2 separate regions of the Homo sapiens genome follow, and region 1 is linked to region 2. Evidence: chromatin loops called from intact Hi-C (ENCODE). Cell type or tissue: A673. All regions are shown on one strand. Links, peaks and the distances in the headings refer to the core of each region. The heading gives the core; the rest is flanking DNA. Region 1 overlaps EXOC6B (exocyst complex component 6B). Region 2 overlaps EXOC6B (exocyst complex component 6B).

What was found. A loop is a pair of places that touch in the nucleus more often than their neighbours do. Peaks named below come from ENCODE experiments on the same cell type or tissue, not always from the same donor. Only the 100,000 strongest peaks of a DNase experiment are listed, where the experiment ranks them.
Region 1: it touches region 2 in a loop (2.2-fold over the local background); 1 of 110 quality-filtered maps calls a loop at or near these places.

Annotation. Positions count from the first base shown.
Region 1 is chr2:72,197,830-72,200,748 of GRCh38, reverse strand. All of the region lies in intron 20 of EXOC6B (exocyst complex component 6B), which reads left to right. Among named protein-coding and RNA genes, the nearest start is that of CYP26B1, 51 kb to the right of the region's middle. In A673, for the core only: a CTCF peak has its summit at 1,593; no DNase peak of the experiment used is centred there; H3K27ac peaks cover 667 bases.
Region 2 is chr2:72,514,090-72,517,008 of GRCh38, reverse strand. It overlaps EXOC6B (exocyst complex component 6B), which reads left to right. Exons shown (of 22, transcript NM_015189.3): 9 at 1,883-1,966; 10 at 2,329-2,375. Among named protein-coding and RNA genes, the nearest start is that of EXOC6B, 310 kb to the left of the region's middle. In A673, for the core only: no CTCF peak of the experiment used is centred there; DNase peaks (open chromatin) are centred at 1,148 and 2,008; H3K4me3 peaks cover 1,690 bases; H3K27ac peaks cover 2,500 bases.

The DNA.
Region 1 (2,919 bases), core at 330-2,829, 320 kb after region 2:
CTCCTCTAGCTGATTAAATTGCATCATATATTAGAAAGAAAAGTGGATTCAAATCAGGGGCCTGTATTCCAACCACAGCCCCATTCATGGTAGCTTTGCTGTAATGAATCTTTCCAGACCTCAGTTTCCTCCTGTGCAAGATGAAATAATAGTACAGTTCTCTACAATTCCTCACGGTCTATCATTTTATCAGTCCCATTTCTGCTAAATGCTAAGAACTACTCTCTATACCATAGCTTCACTGGCCTGGCACAGTGGCTTGTGCCTGTAATCCCAGCACTTTGGAAGGCCAAGATAGTGGGAGAACAAAAGTTTGAGACCAGCTTTGGCAATATAGCAAAACCCTGTCTCTACCAAAAATAAATAAATAAAAATTATTTTAAAAAGAAATTCATTAGATTTAGAATCTTAGAGCTGGAGGGACATTAGATATCTGGTCATCAGTAAATGTGAGTTTTAGAAGGAATCCTGAGTTGCAAGGCTACTAATGACAAATCCAGGGCTACAGTACTGGTCTTCTCTCTTCTATTTCAGAAGTCTAAAAATCTCTCAAGCCGGGTGCAGTGGCTCATGCTTGTAATTCCAGCACTTTGGGAGGCCAAGGTGGGCGGATCACCTGAGGTCAGGAGTTCAAGACCAGCCTGGCCAACATGGTGAAACCCCGTTTCTACTACAAATACAAAAATTAGCAGGGGGTGGTGGCACACGCTTGTAATCCCAGCTACTCGGGAGGCTGAGGCAGGAGAATCACTTGAACCCGGGAGGTGGAGGTTGCAGTGAGCCGAGATCGTGCCGTTGCACTCCAGTCTGGGTGAGAAGAATGAAACTCCGTCTCAAAATAAAAATAAAAATAAAAACCTCCCAAAAGCCGAAAGAATATGTCTGCAGCTACCAAAGGAAAGCAGGATGACTAATGGTATGTTTGTTAACCAAAAGACAGATAATATGGAACAAACTAAAAGGTCTAGGGTTTCAGGATGTTTTGAAAATGCCAGGCAGAATTCGGGCAAAAATTGTTTCATGTAGGATGCTTGATCCCTTAGATGAGAATTCTGAGAAGTAATATTGTGACAGTTTCTGGCATGAGGACAGAAAGGAGATTCTGATAGAAAAGGAAGGGTATTCATGGTGATGGGGAATGGCGGTGGAGAGGAAGCTATTTGTCCTACTAGGGTTTAGGTAATTTAAAACCTCACTGTTTCTTTGAGCATTAACTGCCCTTGGTCATTGAAACCTGCCAGAGGCCCGTAGCCAGCCTTACCCTCTGCCTATAAAAATTCATAGTGAGCAAAGACAAAGAGAAAAATTAAGACATATCTCTTCACTTTCCCCATCCTCCCAAATACAAACACGTATTTCTGAATAGTCTTCAGCAAGTTTTGCTTCTTAGACTTGGCCAAGATTTTTAGCAAGCACTTACCTACTGGGCCTGCTTGTATGCATTGCCTTTGAGGATCCTGGAATTGAGTGTGGTGCTGAACTGTAAGGTAGCCTTACCCTTTAAGTCAGCTGTCTAATAAAATCACCTTGAAAATCTAAATAGAATTTCCAATCTTCCGTGGTGTGTGGCTCAATATTACAGCCTAGTGGTTGTCAGAAATCACAGTGACTCACTAGCCAGCTCTGGGTGGGACTCTGTTCTTTCGTCTGATATTCACACTTACTGCACCACTCTCTCTTCATGTGGTTCCCTTAGTGAATTCTGTTGCTTCCTGGAATCTCATTGAGTTTCTGCTCTGCTCTTCTTGGAGGTTCTTTCCAGCTTTAAACATGAATAAAGGCTAGGAAAGCCAGGCAATGATTCAACCAGCCCTTGTCACACAGTCATAGTTGCCTCATACCAGGATTTAAATATGGTCCCCACTTTGGACTTTCCTGACCCATGCACCCCAGATTAGTAGTCATCTGATTTCAGTGTTGTTTCCTGTTGAATTGTGTAAGTACTGGCATAGCTTAAGCAAAAGACACATACAAAAGAACTCAGAGATGTATTGGTTCATCTGCTTTTGTTTGGAATGAGAACAGTTATGGGGAACAGTGCAGACCTGAGCTCTTGGCATAGTAGAAGGATGTTAAAGAGACTTAACTTCAAATCTAGTAGCTTTGGAGTTAAAGAGACTTAAATTCATATCTAAGGCCTGCTATTTACTACTTTCTTTGTACTTACTACTTACTTTGTACTTACTACTACTTTGCTATTTATTTACTTTCTTATTCACATCTAGCAAAATAATAACCTATCTCACAGAATTATGTAAAGGATCCAATAACGTTATCTAAGTTAAACATATGTCACTTAGCCAACACTTGGTTCTCAGTAAATATCTATAAATTTCTTTTTCTCTGCCTTATAATTTTACTTGGCCTGATCTGAAAAGTCCTTTTCAAAATGGACCCAGCTAGTAGAGAAAGGGGAAAAGGAGGAGGCAGCCTGCTCTGTGAGAGAGCAGGCCCTTAATGCTTTGTTGGTTTTCCTTGGAGGCAAGAGTTCTTTTGGGATCTGTTCTGAAGGCCATTTGTTTAGCTCATCTGAAAACATGGTGTTCTAAGCAGGCTTGACAACACTGGCTTGAACCTGAAATATGTTTCTTTTCATATTGGCCCTATGTCCTCTTTGTGGGACATATATGTCAGCTCAGCTGGTGGGCAAAAGTTAGGACTGGTAATGACCCTAATTAATGTGGTATACCCTGCCAATGAGAGAACGCTCTGGGAATGTGAGAGGCATGTAGATCATGGGGCAATATCCAACATTCTCCTCTTTGCTCTGTCCTGTGTCCTATCCAGCTTCAAAACCCTATACAAAAGTTTCAGACTGATGGCCCAATGAGTGATTGGCATAATGTTTTTAAAACATCTAAATGTGAATGCCTTTAGGAGGATTATGTACTCTAGTTTTCCATAGCCCCCACTACCCAC
Region 2 (2,919 bases), core at 136-2,635:
CTAACAAATAAATCATCTTGAATAAAGTTCTTCAATTTTTCAGGAAGGCAGAGGAAAACTAAACTAGGTATTGCGTGGCATTTATACTTTTTTTAGGTGGGCAGGGCTTTTACTTTAATCATTGATTTTATCTTATTTATTTTTAAAATAAGCGCTTGCATGAGATACTGTTCTAAGAGCTTTATAACTCCTCTAAATCCTCATTACAACCATATGATGTTGGCATCTCTACAAATGAGAAAACCATGGCACACTTATTAGTGAAAGTTAAATAGTGGAACTTAAATTAGTGGTAGGAAGTTATAGTGCTATTTATAGCAGTTGTACAGCTAGTAAGGGGCAGAGTCACTATTCAAATGTAATAATAGTCTCTGGTTCCAAAGTCAGTTCTCTTTACCACTGGTATTCTCTCTTTTCATTTTTACTCTTATTTATTTAGAAAAGCTTTGGATTAAGAGTAGAATTCAGGGCCGGGCGTGGTGGCTAAGGCCTGTAATCCCAGCACTTTGGGAGGCCAGGTGGATCACAAAATCAACAGATCGAGACCATCCTGGCCAACATGGTGAAATCTTGTTTCTACTAAAAATACAAAAATTAGCTGGGCATGGTGGCGCACACCTGTAGTCCCAGCTACTCAGGAGGCTGAGGCAGGAGAATCTCTTGAACACAGAAGGCAGAGGTTGCAGTGAGCCGAGACTGTGCCACTGCACTCCAGCCTGGTGACAGAGTGAGATGCTGTCTCAAAAAAAATAAAAGTAAAAATAAAAGTAGAAGAATTCAGTAATAAGTGGGGTGTGATAATCTAAACACACTGAGTTTGTATTCATTTCCTAGAGCTGCTGTAACAAGGCCCCATAAACTGAGTGGTTTAAAACAACAGAAATGTATTCTATCCCAGTTTTGGAGGCTAGAATTCCAAACTCAAGGCATGATAAGGGCCATTTTCTCTCTGAGACTGGGTAGAATCTTTTGTTGTGTTTTTCTAGTGCCTGCTGGTGATCAACAATCTCTGATGTTCCCTGGCTTGCAGCTGCATCACTCTATTCTCTGCCTCTGTCATCACGTGGTGTTCTCCCCATGTGTCTCTGTGTCTATTCTTTTCGGCTTTCAGGACACCAGACATACTCTATTAAGGTCCCACCCTCCACTGATAGGATCACATCTTAATTTAACCAATTACATCACAATGGCCCTATTTCCAAATATGGTTGCATTCTGAAGTTCCACGAAGGACATGAATTTGGAGAAACCACTATTCAACCCAGTACACAGCTCATGAGTCAGATATTATTATGTAGAGCACTTCTCATTTTAAGCCCAGAAACCCTAAACGAAAAGTGGGGCTGTGCACCAGGAATCTTCATGCTTTTGTTTTTGTTTTTTGGGTTTAATCCTGTGCTGGATTATAACCTAAGGGGGAATACTAATTTACTGTTCTCAATTCCTGCTTTTTTCCTGCTTCCCATTGCCCCTTTGTTCATGATTCATTTTTATTCTTGATGTTTTTCTTCTGGAATGTTCTGTGAGTTTTTTAAGGAGCATTTTCTTACCTGTTATCATAACTTATGGAAAGGTTGGTTTCCCTGCATTCTTGTGAATTTGAGACAGTTGATTCAGAAACCAGCTTTGGTGTGCTGGTGATTAAGTTCTGGTAGGTTCCTTGTAAGGATATTTTGTACACATCCTTACAGGTTTGTAACTAAGGTTCAATACATGGTAATAGTTATTTGTATTTTCTATTGTTATCATCAATGTTAAAATAGCAGATTTTGAGAAATGTGATACTACCTCAAATTCCAGACCTGGGACCTTCTCTTTTCCCTTGAAATAAAAGAGTAATTGGTCCAATTGTGTCAACCCATTTTCTTTTCTTTATTTACAGGGTGCCCGGGAAACATTTGAGAATTACTACCGAAAACAGAGGCGAAAACAGGCTCGTTTGGTACTTCAACCTCCATCTAACATGGTAGGATTACCATCTTCACTTTTCTCACATTTTTACTTTTCCTCCTTGATGTCTTTTGATGCGTGTGTGTGTGTGTGTGTGTGTGTGTCTGTGTGTGTGTGTTTACTGTCATTCTGAGACCACTTTTGGTGGATGTGACTTGCAGTAAGAAAACATTTATTGATTGCTGTGTGTCTGGCACTGTTCTAAGTACTAGATATGTGCTGTCATATTTCCTCTTCATTGGTAGATAATATTATTATTTTTACCTTATCAGATATCATCTAGGGAGCTGAGCCTTAAGAGATTAAGTGACTGATTTTAACTTAGTCTTAATGTAACAAAACAGAAACAATAACTTTTTCTTCTTTGCTTTGTTGCAGCATGAAACTTTAGATGGCTACAGGAAGTATTTTAATCAAATTGTAGGGTAGGTATATATATATATATATATATATTTATTTATTTATTTATTTATTTATTTATTGAAATTTATACTCTTTCCATACATAGAGTTGTGAATGTTGGAAAAATAAATCAGGTTTTCCTTAGGAAATTCTTTTCATTTTCTTTTTTTTAATCCTTAAGACAAGATTTGTTTTTGATTTTCTAATGATTTAAAAGGAACACCCTGCTGGTTTCAACTTTATATTGCTGGAGGGCATTTTTGTGGATAAAGTGAGAAAAACATTGAATTGTAATCTTATTACACTTGATGTTTTGTTTCTTTGTTTTTGGTAAATGGAACCAAATAATCAGCAAAAGTTGGCAAACTTTTTCCAAAAGGGCCAGATAGTAAAATATTTTAGGCTTAGTAGGCCATATGGTCTCTTTCACAACTGCTTAGCTCTGTTGTTATAGTGCAAAAGTAGCTATAGATGATACGTAAATGATGAGCATGGCTATGTTCCAATAAAACAATCTTTATAAAAACAGGCAGTGGGCTAGGTTTATCCCATAGGCTATATAGTTTG